Regions from separate parts of the Homo sapiens genome. Here all the other regions are linked to region 1. The links are chromatin contacts, found by Hi-C or POLR2A ChIA-PET in ENCODE. All regions are on one chromosome and are shown on one strand. The core of a region is the stretch at or near the end of the contact, and the rest is flanking DNA. Distances in the headings are between cores, read along the strand shown. Region 1 holds the start of SF1 (splicing factor 1). Region 2 holds the start of ENEMAL (enhancer lncRNA neighbor of NEAT1 and MALAT1). Region 3 holds the start of NAA40 (N-alpha-acetyltransferase 40, NatD catalytic subunit). Region 4 holds the start of FERMT3 (FERM domain containing kindlin 3).

What was found. Hi-C counts contacts between places; a loop is a spot of excess contacts on that map. ChIA-PET counts read pairs that join two places held with the same protein, here RNA polymerase II (POLR2A). Pooled maps may share reads with other maps.
Region 2: a loop to region 1 is called in a pooled map, with 6 times the contacts of the local background. The contact joins the promoter of ENEMAL here to the promoter of SF1 in region 1. A Hi-C loop is called at or near these places in 3 of 50 pooled maps. POLR2A ChIA-PET finds 5 or more read pairs at or near these places in 4 of 52 experiments (Caco-2, PC-9 and activated CD4-positive, alpha-beta T cell).
Region 3: a loop to region 1 is called in a pooled map, with 14 times the contacts of the local background. The contact joins the promoter of NAA40 here to the promoter of SF1 in region 1. A Hi-C loop is called at or near these places in 1 of 37 single-sample maps with no recorded cell type and 7 of 50 pooled maps. POLR2A ChIA-PET finds 5 or more read pairs at or near these places in 3 of 52 experiments (CD4-positive, alpha-beta T cell, H1 and activated T-cell).
Region 4: a loop to region 1 is called in a pooled map, with 5 times the contacts of the local background. The contact joins the promoter of FERMT3 here to the promoter of SF1 in region 1. A Hi-C loop is called at or near these places in 6 of 50 pooled maps. POLR2A ChIA-PET finds 5 or more read pairs at or near these places in 3 of 52 experiments (activated B cell, activated T-cell and activated naive CD4-positive, alpha-beta T cell).

Annotation. Positions count from the first base shown.
Region 1 is chr11:64,777,129-64,779,828 of GRCh38, reverse strand. It overlaps SF1 (splicing factor 1), which reads left to right and starts at 1,287. Exons shown (of 13, transcript NM_004630.4): 1 at 1,287-1,467. The coding sequence starts at 1,437. RefSeq lists enhancers at 823-932, 909-1,510 and silencers at 1,173-1,572, 1,833-2,142.
Region 2 is chr11:65,476,042-65,478,741 of GRCh38, reverse strand. It overlaps ENEMAL (enhancer lncRNA neighbor of NEAT1 and MALAT1), which reads left to right and starts at 1,255. Exons shown (of 1, transcript NR_186313.1): 1 at 1,255-1,965. RefSeq lists enhancers at 942-1,031, 867-1,462 and a silencer at 1,202-1,331.
Region 3 is chr11:63,937,603-63,940,302 of GRCh38, reverse strand. It overlaps NAA40 (N-alpha-acetyltransferase 40, NatD catalytic subunit), which reads right to left and starts at 1,301. Exons shown (of 8, transcript NM_024771.4): 1 at 1,201-1,301. The coding sequence starts at 1,206. RefSeq lists silencers at 1,195-1,380, 1,310-1,389, 1,650-1,699 and enhancers at 1,420-1,559, 1,798-2,298.
Region 4 is chr11:64,205,389-64,208,088 of GRCh38, reverse strand. FERMT3 (FERM domain containing kindlin 3) reads right to left here and starts at 1,368. Exons shown (of 15, transcript NM_031471.6): 1 at 1,275-1,368; 2 at 565-738. The coding sequence starts at 724. RefSeq lists enhancers at 720-799, 1,120-1,199, 1,634-2,196, 2,100-2,359, 2,197-2,700.

The DNA.
Region 1 (2,700 bases), core at 38-2,537:
ATACTATGTTTGTCATCTGGAAAGGCAAGCTCCTGCTCCGTCTTGTAAAGTTTTCCCAGTACTGTAGTAGTTATTTTTATTTTTATTTTTGACAGTCTCGCTCTGTCACCCAGGCTGAAGTGCAGTGGCCCCATCTCGGCTCACTGCAACCTCCGCCTCCCGGGTTCAAGCGATTCTCTTGCCTCATCCTCCTGGGAAGCTGGGATTGCAGGAGTGCACCACTACACCCAACTAATTTTTGTATTTTTCGTAGAGACGGGGTTTCGCCATGTTGGTCAGGCTGGTCTCGACCTTCTGACCTTGTGATTCGCCCGCCTCGGCCTGTCAAAGTGCTGGGATTACAGGCGTGAGCCACCGCGCCCGGCCGTAGTTATTGTTTTATACGATTTTAAGATCATTTAATTAAATCCTCTGAACTCCGTGGAGATTCCAATAGAAGTGTGTATTTGTAATTTTTGAACTGACAACCTTCTGTTACCTTTCATCTAATATGTTGTTGCATCAGTTCAAATACTGTTTTAAATCCTTCGATAAGTCGTCTCTATTCGTAGCTTTTTGGGTCACTTTTTTTTTTTTTTTTTTTTTCCAAAAAAACAGGAAGTCTTTTTACCTGCAGCGTCAACTGAGCCGGTTTTCCGGCGCGCGCCAGCCCCTCCCCTGCTCCCGCCCCAAGGTTCTGCGTTACCATGGGAACAAAGGTTGACGTCACTTAGGGCTTCCTTGCTGGACCCAAGGGTCGATGGTGAAGGGAGACGGGTGGAGAGGCGGTTTTGCTCCATCTACGCATGCGCACTTCCTGCTCCAGGACTCCCCCGCCGTAAATCTCGTTCCGGCTGGGCCTTTTCCGCCGCGACTCTCGCTTAATCCCGGAGAAACTGCCCCCTGGGGGAGGGGAGTAGAAAAAGGCTGGAACCAGCGACAGCCAATCCCGCGACACTACAACGCAGGCGAGATTGATTGAGTCCACCACCGCAGCCAATGAGAGAGCTCGCCGTCGCTCCGTCATAGAGTTCGCCCCACCCCATCCCCTCCTTTCTGGACTCGGAGCTCAGTTCACGCAGTAACAAATGAAGTGCGCGCTGCGACACCTCCCAGCCCACCGAACTCCGCCGCCATTTCCTCGCTTGGCCTAACGGTTCGGCCAATCCCAGCGCGCATCAAGAAGGACTGAGGCTCCGCCAATCGGAGGCCGCCGATTTCGACCCTTCGCCTCGGCCCGGCCCAATCCAGGCCCCGGCCCCGCCGCCCCCGGCCCGCCCCCGCGGTGCCCTCTCTCCTCCCTCTTTGTGCGTCTCGCGCCGCCGCCGCCCGCCGCGTGAGAGGACGGGCTCCGCGCGCTCCGGCAGCGCATTCGGGTCCCCTCCCCCCGGGAGGCTTGCGAAGGAGAAGCCGCCGCAGAGGAAAAGCAGGTGCCGGTGCCTGTCCCCGGGGGCGCCATGGCGACCGGAGCGAACGCCACGCCGTTGGGTAAGCTGGGCCCCCCCGGGCTGCCCCCGCTCCCCGGGCCCAAAGGAGGCTTCGAGCCGGGCCCTCCGCCTGCACCCGGGCCTGGGGCGGGGCTGCTGGCTCCCGGGCCGCCGCCGCCCCCGCCCGTGGGCTCGATGGGGGCCCTGACCGCGGCCTTCCCCTTCGCGGCGCTGCCTCCGCCGCCTCCGCCGCCGCCCCCTCCGCCTCCCCAGCAGCCGCCGCCGCCTCCACCGCCACCGTCCCCCGGCGCCTCGTACCCGCCGCCGCAGCCGCCCCCTCCGCCGCCGCTCTACCAGCGCGTGTCGCCGCCGCAGCCGCCGCCACCCCAGCCGCCGCGTAAGGACCAGCAGCCGGGCCCGGCCGGCGGCGGAGGAGGTGAGTCGGGCCGAGAGAGCGCGAGAGGCGTCGCGCGGACGGGCCCGGCCGCCTGAGGGGCGCGCGGCGGCGGCGACGGCGGCTGCACGCGGCAGGGGCGCGCGTGCGCGCACGGGGAGGCCCGGGCGGAGGCGCCCCTGGGCGCGCGCGGCCTGGTTCTAGGGCCTCGAGTGCGCACGCGCGCTGTGGGGGGAGGGCTGGGCGGGCGGGAGGCGCTCTGTGCGCAGACGCAGTGAGGTGGCCGGGCTGTGCGGCGCAACTGTATAGACTGGGGGCCCACTATTGCTGTCCAGTCCGCTGGTGTCGGGAACAGGGGTGGCGGGTGTTCAGCGCTGGACGGGGTGCTAGCTGTGAATGCCAGCAGGGCGTGAAAGCCTCACCTGATGACGTGCAGCGACTCCCTTCTGGTCTTGAGGAACCAGAATGGGAACCGTACCAAGGATAGCTCCTCTGCTTCTACAGCAAGGCAGGGTTTTCATCCGGGAGAGGTTGGCATGCTTCAGATGATGGTTGGGTCTGATCTTTCTTGGTCTCTTTTGGGGAGAGAATTTTAGTTTGTTTTTTTTTTTAAATCTGTTCAGTATGTTTAGATCTCAGTCTGATCGGCTGCCCTGTCGCTTTGTTTTAAAAAGCTTTTCCCTCTGATCCTGTACCCCTTGGGAAATAGAAGGACTCTTTTGTGGCAAATGTAGGGAGTTTCTGCCTATGTACGGGGAAAGGAGAACTTGGCTGCTATTGTATAGGTTGTTGAATTTTTGATAGATCCTTTTAAGAGTTCAGACCCTCAGTGTCCAACTGGCCAGGAAAACTGAATGCTGATCTTGGCTAAACTTATGAAGACAAAGGTGATCTTGTTGA
Region 2 (2,700 bases), core at 6-2,505, 700 kb before region 1:
CAGGCAGAGGCAAAACTCTTTATCTGAGGAATTCAGAAGTAATGAGACTTCCCTATACCATTTGGTTCCTAGCTCCGGTCCAACAAAATTTCCAAGTAATTAGAATTTCTATACATCTCTGCAAATGCATGCCTGTCCAAACTCATTGTGCAACAACCCTTGCTGACTGGCATTAGGCACCAAAATGTCTACAAATGTAATCATTTATCATGACCTATGTGGCTAGTGTGGTCCAAGTTACCCTTAAGCTCCCTCTTTAAGGTCCATAAATGCCCCTAAGGAAAATCCCTAAGTCCTCTAGCTGAGGCGCCCCTCTGCACTCTTCTGTAGTGCTTTTTCTTTTTCTTTTAATTATTTTTATTTTTTTATTAATTATTATTATTATTTTTTTTGAGATGGAGTCTTGCCTCACTCTGTCTCCCAGGCTGGAGTGCAGTGGCCGGATCTCGGCTCACTGCAACCTCTGCCTCCTGGGTTCAAGCGATTCTCCTGCCTCAGCCTCCCAAGTAGCTGGGACTACAGGCAAGTGTCACCACTCCCAGCTAATTTTTGTATTTTTAGTAGAGACAGGGTTTCACCATGTTGGCCAGGCTGGTCTTGAACTACTGTCCCCAAGTGATCCACCCGCCTCGGTCTCCCAAAGTGCTGGGATTGCAGGCGTGAGCCACCGCGCCCTGCCTTGGTAGTGTTCTATATAATGAAACTTTCCTTTTCAAACCTACACTGCCCTCCGTAGTGCAAACCGAACAGCCAGTGCTGAGGCGCAGAGACGCCTCAGGCACCAGGTGGGAGCAGGCAGGAAAGGCACGTGTGCGAAAAGGGAGGAAAAGGGGACGGAGAGCTCACTGGCCAGGGGAACGGAGTCGGTGACAGAAAGGGCTGCTGGCCGTGTGGGGTGTGTGGGCTGTGTGGGGTGGGGTGTGTGGTGTGTGTGTTTTGCGTATTTTTAATAGAGACCGGGTCTGGCCAGGTTGCCCAGGCTGGTCTCAAACTCCCCTTCCCGTCCTGGAACCCCTTGGACTCCCCAGTTCGTAAGGCCAGTGCAGAGATCCTGGGGAGGGAGAAGCAGGGCCAGCTACCACCGCCCTTCCGCTCCAGACGGTCCCGCAGATTGGCCAATCCCGGCCGCCCAGCCAGATGCTTCCCGGTGACTCAGCGCCCGGCGTGTCACGTGACGGCGGGTGGGCACCCGCGCAGGGGCCGCTGGGAGTCCCGCGCTGCCTCCCCTGCCCCCGCGCCGGGGCCACGTCCCCCAGCCAGGTCCCTTCTTCCTGCCGTGTCCCCAGGGCAGGACCGCATCGGAGAGAGTCCGGGAGGAGGCCGCGCTCCTGGGGGCTGGAGACCCGGCGGCGGTGGCCACTGCGCGCTGTTCCAGCCTTGAGGGAGGGAACCGCGGGCCTGGGTCCGCCTTGGGATTTGGGAACCGGTTTCCTGCCGGGTTGACCTAACTTGAGCCTTCAGTAGTTCCGGGGCGGGTGTTGTGGTCTCCGTTCCAAAGTCGGGAAAACGGTATCTGGGCTGGCGAAGGGCCGCGAGGGTGGTGGGAGGACCCTGTGGCTGCGCCGAACAGACCGCGGGAACCCACACTGAGTGGGGTGGGACGGGCTGCCACCCCGGCTTTGTCAGCCCCATGCCCCCTTCTCGCCCTTCATCCTCTGCTCCCTCACTTAGGCTCCAATTCCTCCTGATTTTGTTCTGTTTTTCCCTTCGGGCATCCAAGGCAGCCACCTGCCCAGGCCTGGGCCTGTTCAAACACTGTCTCCGCTGTACTCCCTAGCTCCTTGAACCCCTACATTGTCTGCATTCAGGAAGTTTTGTGGCTTTTTAGGATTTTTTTTAAACACAGGGTCTGGCTCTGTTGCCCAGGCCGGAGTGCAGTAGTGTGATCATAGCTCACTGTAACCTCGAACTCCTGGGCTCCAGCCATAGGAAGCTTTTAATAAAACAACCTTTGCTCCGACCGCACCCTGGCCTTGCTGGATAAAGCCAGGCCTCTCTCTTGGGTTACAGCAGGCCCTTCAGGACTTGGCTGCCCCTCTCTGTTCCAGCTTCTCCTGATGTTCCTCGCTCACCCCAGAACTCCTTTCCCAAAACTGAGGGAACTCCAGCTTGTCCTTAAGATCTCAGCTCTGCCCAGTGGTCTCCTTAGACTGGGTGTGAGGGTCCCGCTGTGGACTCCCTGAGCTTAGGGAGAGGGCAGATTTGTTCCTGCTCTCTCAGGCCCAGTTTAGGCCTCAAGACAAGAGCCCAGGTTGTCTCCTCAGAGCTCAGAATGCTGCCACCACGTGTGGTCAGACCACTATTGGCCCAGCTCTAACCAGTAACTGGAGCAAGGCTTAGGATTGCTGAGAAAGATTGGGGGCAGCAGAGAAGCTTCTAAGAAAAGGTTAAATAACACACCTCTTTTTCTTGTTGTTGTTTTTGTTTTTTTGAGACGGAGTCTTGCTCTGTCGCCCAGGCTGGAGTGCAGAGGCGCGATCTCGGCTCACTGCAACCTCCGCCTCCTGGGTTCAAGCGATTCTCCTGCCGCAGCCTCCCAAGTAGCTGGGAGTACAGGCATGTGCCACCACGCCCAGCTAATTTTTGTATTTTTAGTAGAGATGGGATTTCACCATGTTGGCCAGGATCTCGATCTCCTGACCTCGTGATCCACCTGCCTTGGCCTCCCAAAGTGCTGGGATTACAGGCATGAGCCACCGC
Region 3 (2,700 bases), core at 52-2,551, 840 kb after region 1:
CCTAGGCGGGTGAATCACGAGGTCAGGAGTTCGAGACCAGCCTGGCCAACGTGGTGAAACCCTGTCTCTACTAAAAATACAAAAATGAGCCGGGCATAGTAGCGGGCGCCTGTAATCCCAGCTGCTGGGGAGGCTGAGGCAGGAGAACCGCTTGAACCCAGAAGAAGGAGGATGCAGTGAGCCGAGATCGCGCCATTGCACTCCAGCTTCGGCGACAAGAGCAAAACTCCATATCAAAAAAAAAAAAAAAAAAAAAAAAAAAGAATACAGCCAATACTAGGAAAAGCGTTATCTTTTTAGGAGGGTGACTGATACTGCTGTAATTGAGACTTAGTAAGGTGAACGCACAGAAACTTGCAAATAACTTCTGCCCTACCCTATATCCCGGGAAAGTAAACTAAAATGCACCTCCAGGCTGCCGGCACGGAACAAGTGGTCAATATCCATCCGCGGCTGGGCCGCCGCCCCCGCCTCCCCGCATCTTCCCCGCACACCTGCACAGCCCTCCCCTTGCAAAAAACACCTGCACTACCAAAACCCCTAACAACCCAAGCGGTCGTAAGAACCATTTCATTGCAACCAGGAGGCGTCGAAGGCAGGAGTCTATGGGAAAGGAAGGCTGTGTTTATCAGGAGCAGCAGGAACCTGGTGGAGAGGTTTCGAAAGAGTGTAGGGGAACCGGCTTCGCTGAGACTCGAGTAACGGGAAGGGCAGTGGACTGGGATTCGGGAGGCCCAAGGTGGGGTCTGACGCCCCCGACAATATGACCTTGGCTAGGCGCCTTCTTTCCTCTGGGCCTCAATTCCCTCCAAGCCAGGGTTGACCTCGGATGTGAAAAGCGACGAAGCTGGTGACAGCCAGGTGATGAGTGACCCTGGGGGAGCGGGAAGCTAACCCCAGGGTCCCCGCGGGGGACGGTGGTGGGGAGGCCAGTAACGGGTCCGCGAAGCAGGAAGGGGCGGGCGTGACGCTGGGGGCGCCGAGGGGGTGGGGCCCCGGACCAGGGGCTCTCCAGAGGATTCCCGGGCTAGGCCTAGCGTAGGGACCCTTAGAATGGGGGAGTCGGGTCATGTGGGGGTCAGGGGTCACGTGAGGCTGGAGGGGGTCGGGGTCACGTGAGAGGGGGGTTTAAGAACAAAGGGGGCGAGGGTAGCGAGGAGCGCCCCTGGACCTCCCATCTCCTCTCTCTGCCTCACTCACCCCCATAGCGGCGGCGACAACGCTCAGCTTCTTCTTCACACACTTGCCGGCAGGGAGGCGGCAACGGCGGTGGCTGCAACAGCGGCGGCAGCAGAGCGGACGGCCCTGCAACGCGCATGCGCCTCGCAGCTTCCCCCCCCCCCCCCGCCCAACCGCGCGCCCTCGTACCGCGCCGGCGCAGAACCGGCGCAGGGCAGCGGTGAGCCGGCGCGCAGGTGGAGCGCCCGCTAGGCTGGCCGAGGGTCTCCGACCAGGAGGAGGCGGGAGCGCGGAGGAGCGTCGCGCCGGGAATGACGTGCGGCCAGAGCCCGCCCCCTCGCAGGGCTGCGTCTGTAACTATGGCAACGGCGGCGCCAGGCCTGGCTGCTCACCCAGGCCGTGAGTCGCGCGCCGCTGGGGGCCGGGTGGTTGGCAGCACCTCCCCTGCGGCCAGCGACTCCTTGGCCCCGCGCGTAGCAGCCGGCGGCACAGCCACCTTCCCAGGCGGCCAATCGCGTCTCGACCTCTAAAGTACCTGCCCCTCCAGAGCCCTAGCGCGCGTAGCGGAAGTCTTTGGAAACTTTCCCACCTTCCAGATCTTGACTCTTGAAATTCCTTTTCTAACCAGAGTCCTGTTACTCATTCATTCGTCTTCTAACCATTCATTCCCCCTCATTCATTCACGTTCTCAATAAAAATTAACTCGCATCTACGCGGTGCTGAGCCCAGGGGGCACAGAGAGGAGCGAGGTGCCATCTCAGCGCCACACCTCAGGGTTTAGAGGGGAGACGGGCACGTAAGCACTGTTTAGGAGAGAGTGGACAGTGCTGTTAGCGTGAACACCAGGCATCCCGGAAAGTTTTAATTTCAACCCATCCCCAGCACACCGGAGTGACCCGCACGTGACCCGAATCCAAACCGCCGGGGGCGCTTCCGCAGTGTGCACACCTCTGCCAACCTCCCCCAGAATCTCCAGGGGTGGAGCCAGAGTCTTCACTTCCTAGTGCTCCCCAGGTAGGGAGCGAAAATTAGTGAAATGCTTCAAGACGAAAATTAGTGAAATGCTGCCCAACACTTAAGCTTCATGGACTTTTTCAGGTTTTGCTCATTATTCCATCTTTTTGTTTTTTTAAGAGACAGGGTCTCGCGGTCGCCCAGGCTGGAGTGCAGTGGTGCAATCACAGCTCACTGCAGCCTCGACCTCCTGGGCTCAAGCGATCCTCCCGCCTCAGCCTCCTGAGTAGCTGGGACTACAGGTGTGCACTACCATACGCAGCTCAATTTTTATTTATTTTTTGTTGAGATGGGGTCTCACTGTGTTACACAGACTGGTCCCAAACTCCTGGGCCCAAGCGATCCTCCCACTTTGGCCTCCCAAAGTGCTAGGATTACAGGCGTCAGCCACTGTGCTTAGCCTCATTATTCCAACTTTAGTGCTCAGTACAGTGGTGGCCTCAACAACATTTATCCAGTGCCTACTGTATGCTAGGCACTGTTCCAAGCAGCAAGGAAAACAACAAT
Region 4 (2,700 bases), core at 119-2,618, 570 kb after region 1:
GCCTATCGGGGTCTTCCTGCTGCTCTCTCAGGAAGGGGTAGCCCCCACCCCCGGCAGGGAAGGAAGATGAGGAGCCCCCGTGTCACTAGCCCCGTGGTCCTCCATGACTGATACCACAGCTGCTCTGCTGTAACTTCCTGTGGGGGCAGGGCCTTCCCACCCAGGCTGGGCCTGTCACCAACCTGCTCAAAGCTTCCGCCAAGGGGAGGGAGCGTGGGGGCAGGCCCCTGGGTCACCTAGACCCCCTCAGACCTCAGCAATGTGACTTCAGCCTCGGCCCAGACAAGACCACTCCTTCTGCCCCTATTGGTGGCTGAATGGAGGATTGTGGCTGCGTCTGATCCTTAGCAGACCAGCTGCAGCAGAAGGGAGGGAGGGAAGAGGGTGGGAGGGAGAGGAAGTTGGGGAAATGTCTTTTTTGGAACCAAATGATTAAGCTAATGCCTGAGTCACCGTGACACCATTATCGGGAGCTGAGCAGCAGGGATGGCCCGGAAGTGCCCAGAGACACCCGTGGCGGCCGCCCATGGTGCCGAGTTCAGCAAGCGGGCAGCGGACACTCACTGATCTGCTCCACAATCTTCAGGAGCACCCCGCCGATGTGCGACTCCCCAGTGACCCGCAGGGTGACCGACTCGGCCTCTGGGTCCTCCTCTCCCACAAACACCCGCAGCTCCCATGACGAGTCGATGTAGTCCCCGGAGGCTGTCTTCATCCCCGCCATGGCTGCGGCTGCTGCTACAGAGAGTGTGGAAGGAGGCAAGGTGGGCAGGCCCTGGTAGGCCTCCGGGTTTGGGCAGAAGAGCTCTGTGATGCCCTGGACACACCCAGAGGAAAGCCGCTCATGAAGGAGGGCGGGAGTGAGCACCCAGGCCAGCACGCCCGTGGTACCCTCAGACTCTCTCTCCAGCGCTGGCGCTTGAGCCGCGAGGGCCCTCAGAGACCATGTAGTCCAATCCGCTCCCATCCTACAGGCGGGCAGACTGAGGCCGGGTAAGAAGGGGCTCACTCAGGACCACCGTGCTCAATGCCAGCCCACAGCTCACTCCCAGACCCTCAGGGGCAGCTGCCCACTCTGGCCATGGCTTCGTACCCAGGCCAGGAAGTAGTTCCGATCCTGGCCCACAGCTCAGATGCCAACATCACAAACCAGCCAAAGCCTCTCCGGGGAGGTGGAAAGTTCAGGCTGCCGCATGGCGAGAGGCAGGCTGGGCAGAGGCTGCAGGAGGATAAGGAAGAGAAGGGCCCAGGGTCCCAGTGAGGCCTGAGCTTACCTTTCCTGGCAAGGGCTGGGGGCTGCAGGTGGGTCTCGGGCTACACCCCTGTGGGCCGTGGGCTTCCTGCCCTCCTTTCTCTTTGGAGCTTCCTTCAGGGCAGCCCTTGCTTGTGCCTTATCACGAGCAGGGCGGGTTCAGCCCCTCCCCAGGGCGGGCTGGCGCTGGGTGCAGGAAGCACACTGCCAGCCCACAGAGGGTTCCAGGGGCCCCCCCACCTTTGTCCCCAGAGAGCACAGGAAGCTAGGGAGAGCGGGGCTTAGCGACTCAACACCATAAAAACGCCCCCTTCCTCATTTGGAGGGAAGCTCAGTGCAAACTCAACAAGTCCCCCGGCTGTGTGTGTTCAGGGCTAGGTCCACTTTTGTGGGAAGTGTCTGCCATCCTCAGCCTGTCACATGAGGTGGGGACCTTGGGCTTTGAAACATCACTGGGCTGCCGGAGGGAGAGCCCAGGAGTCGACAGAGTGTATCCAGGTTATTTGGGACTCACAGGTTAAATCGGCTCCAGCCTGGCTATCCCTATCAACCAAGGATCCCTCAAGGCCCCAGAGGGAAACAAGTCCATTTTGCAGTTTTTCCTAGCTCCGCGTAGGGCTACCTTCAAACTCATGAACTCAGACCTGCCAGGTGAACAAGTGAACAGTACTTGGCCCAGACCATCCACAACCTCCCGGGCCCTCAGGTCACCCAGCTCCAAACACGACCCCTCCACTGTGCTCCACTTGGATGAGCCTCCCCGAGTCCCCACGAGGCTCACTCCCATCAAGTCCCTGCTTAGGTGACACCTCAGGGGTCTCTGGTGGTCTATACCCTCCTGCTCATCACCTGCCCTAGGATGTGGACTTCAGTAGAGCAAGGCACGTCCGCCACCAGCTCTGCGCAGGACAGCGGCCTTTCCAGTGAACACACTGGGGTTGGAGCATGCAGGGTGGGCAAGCCTGGGGGCGGCAGAGTCCTGCCAATGGGGGAGGCTACCTGAGCATCGCCACTCAGATGGGGAAGGGGGCGGCCTGCCGGGGATTCCCAGGGGAAAAGAAAGCTGATGAAACTAACAGCAGGAAGTCCAGCCAGCTGCTAGTCTCAGCGCCTTCCTAGCCCAGAAAGCAGCACTCTTGGAGCAAATGAGGAAGTTTTACTCCTGCCCCAAAGGCCTCCCCAGTCCAGGAAGAGAGCTTTAGAAAACGCAGCTTGTTGCAACCATGGAAAAGTGTAATTAAAGCTTAGCACCCTAAGTTCTCAGGTAAGAGCCGTGCATTAAAACCATCACCCAGGCCGGGCGCGGTGGCTCACGCCTGTTAACCCCAGCACTTTGGGAAGTCCAGGCGGGTGGATCACGAGGTCAGGAGATTGAGACCATCCTGGCTAACACGGTGAAACCCCGTCTCTACTAAAAATACAAACAAACAAACAAACAAAAAATTAGC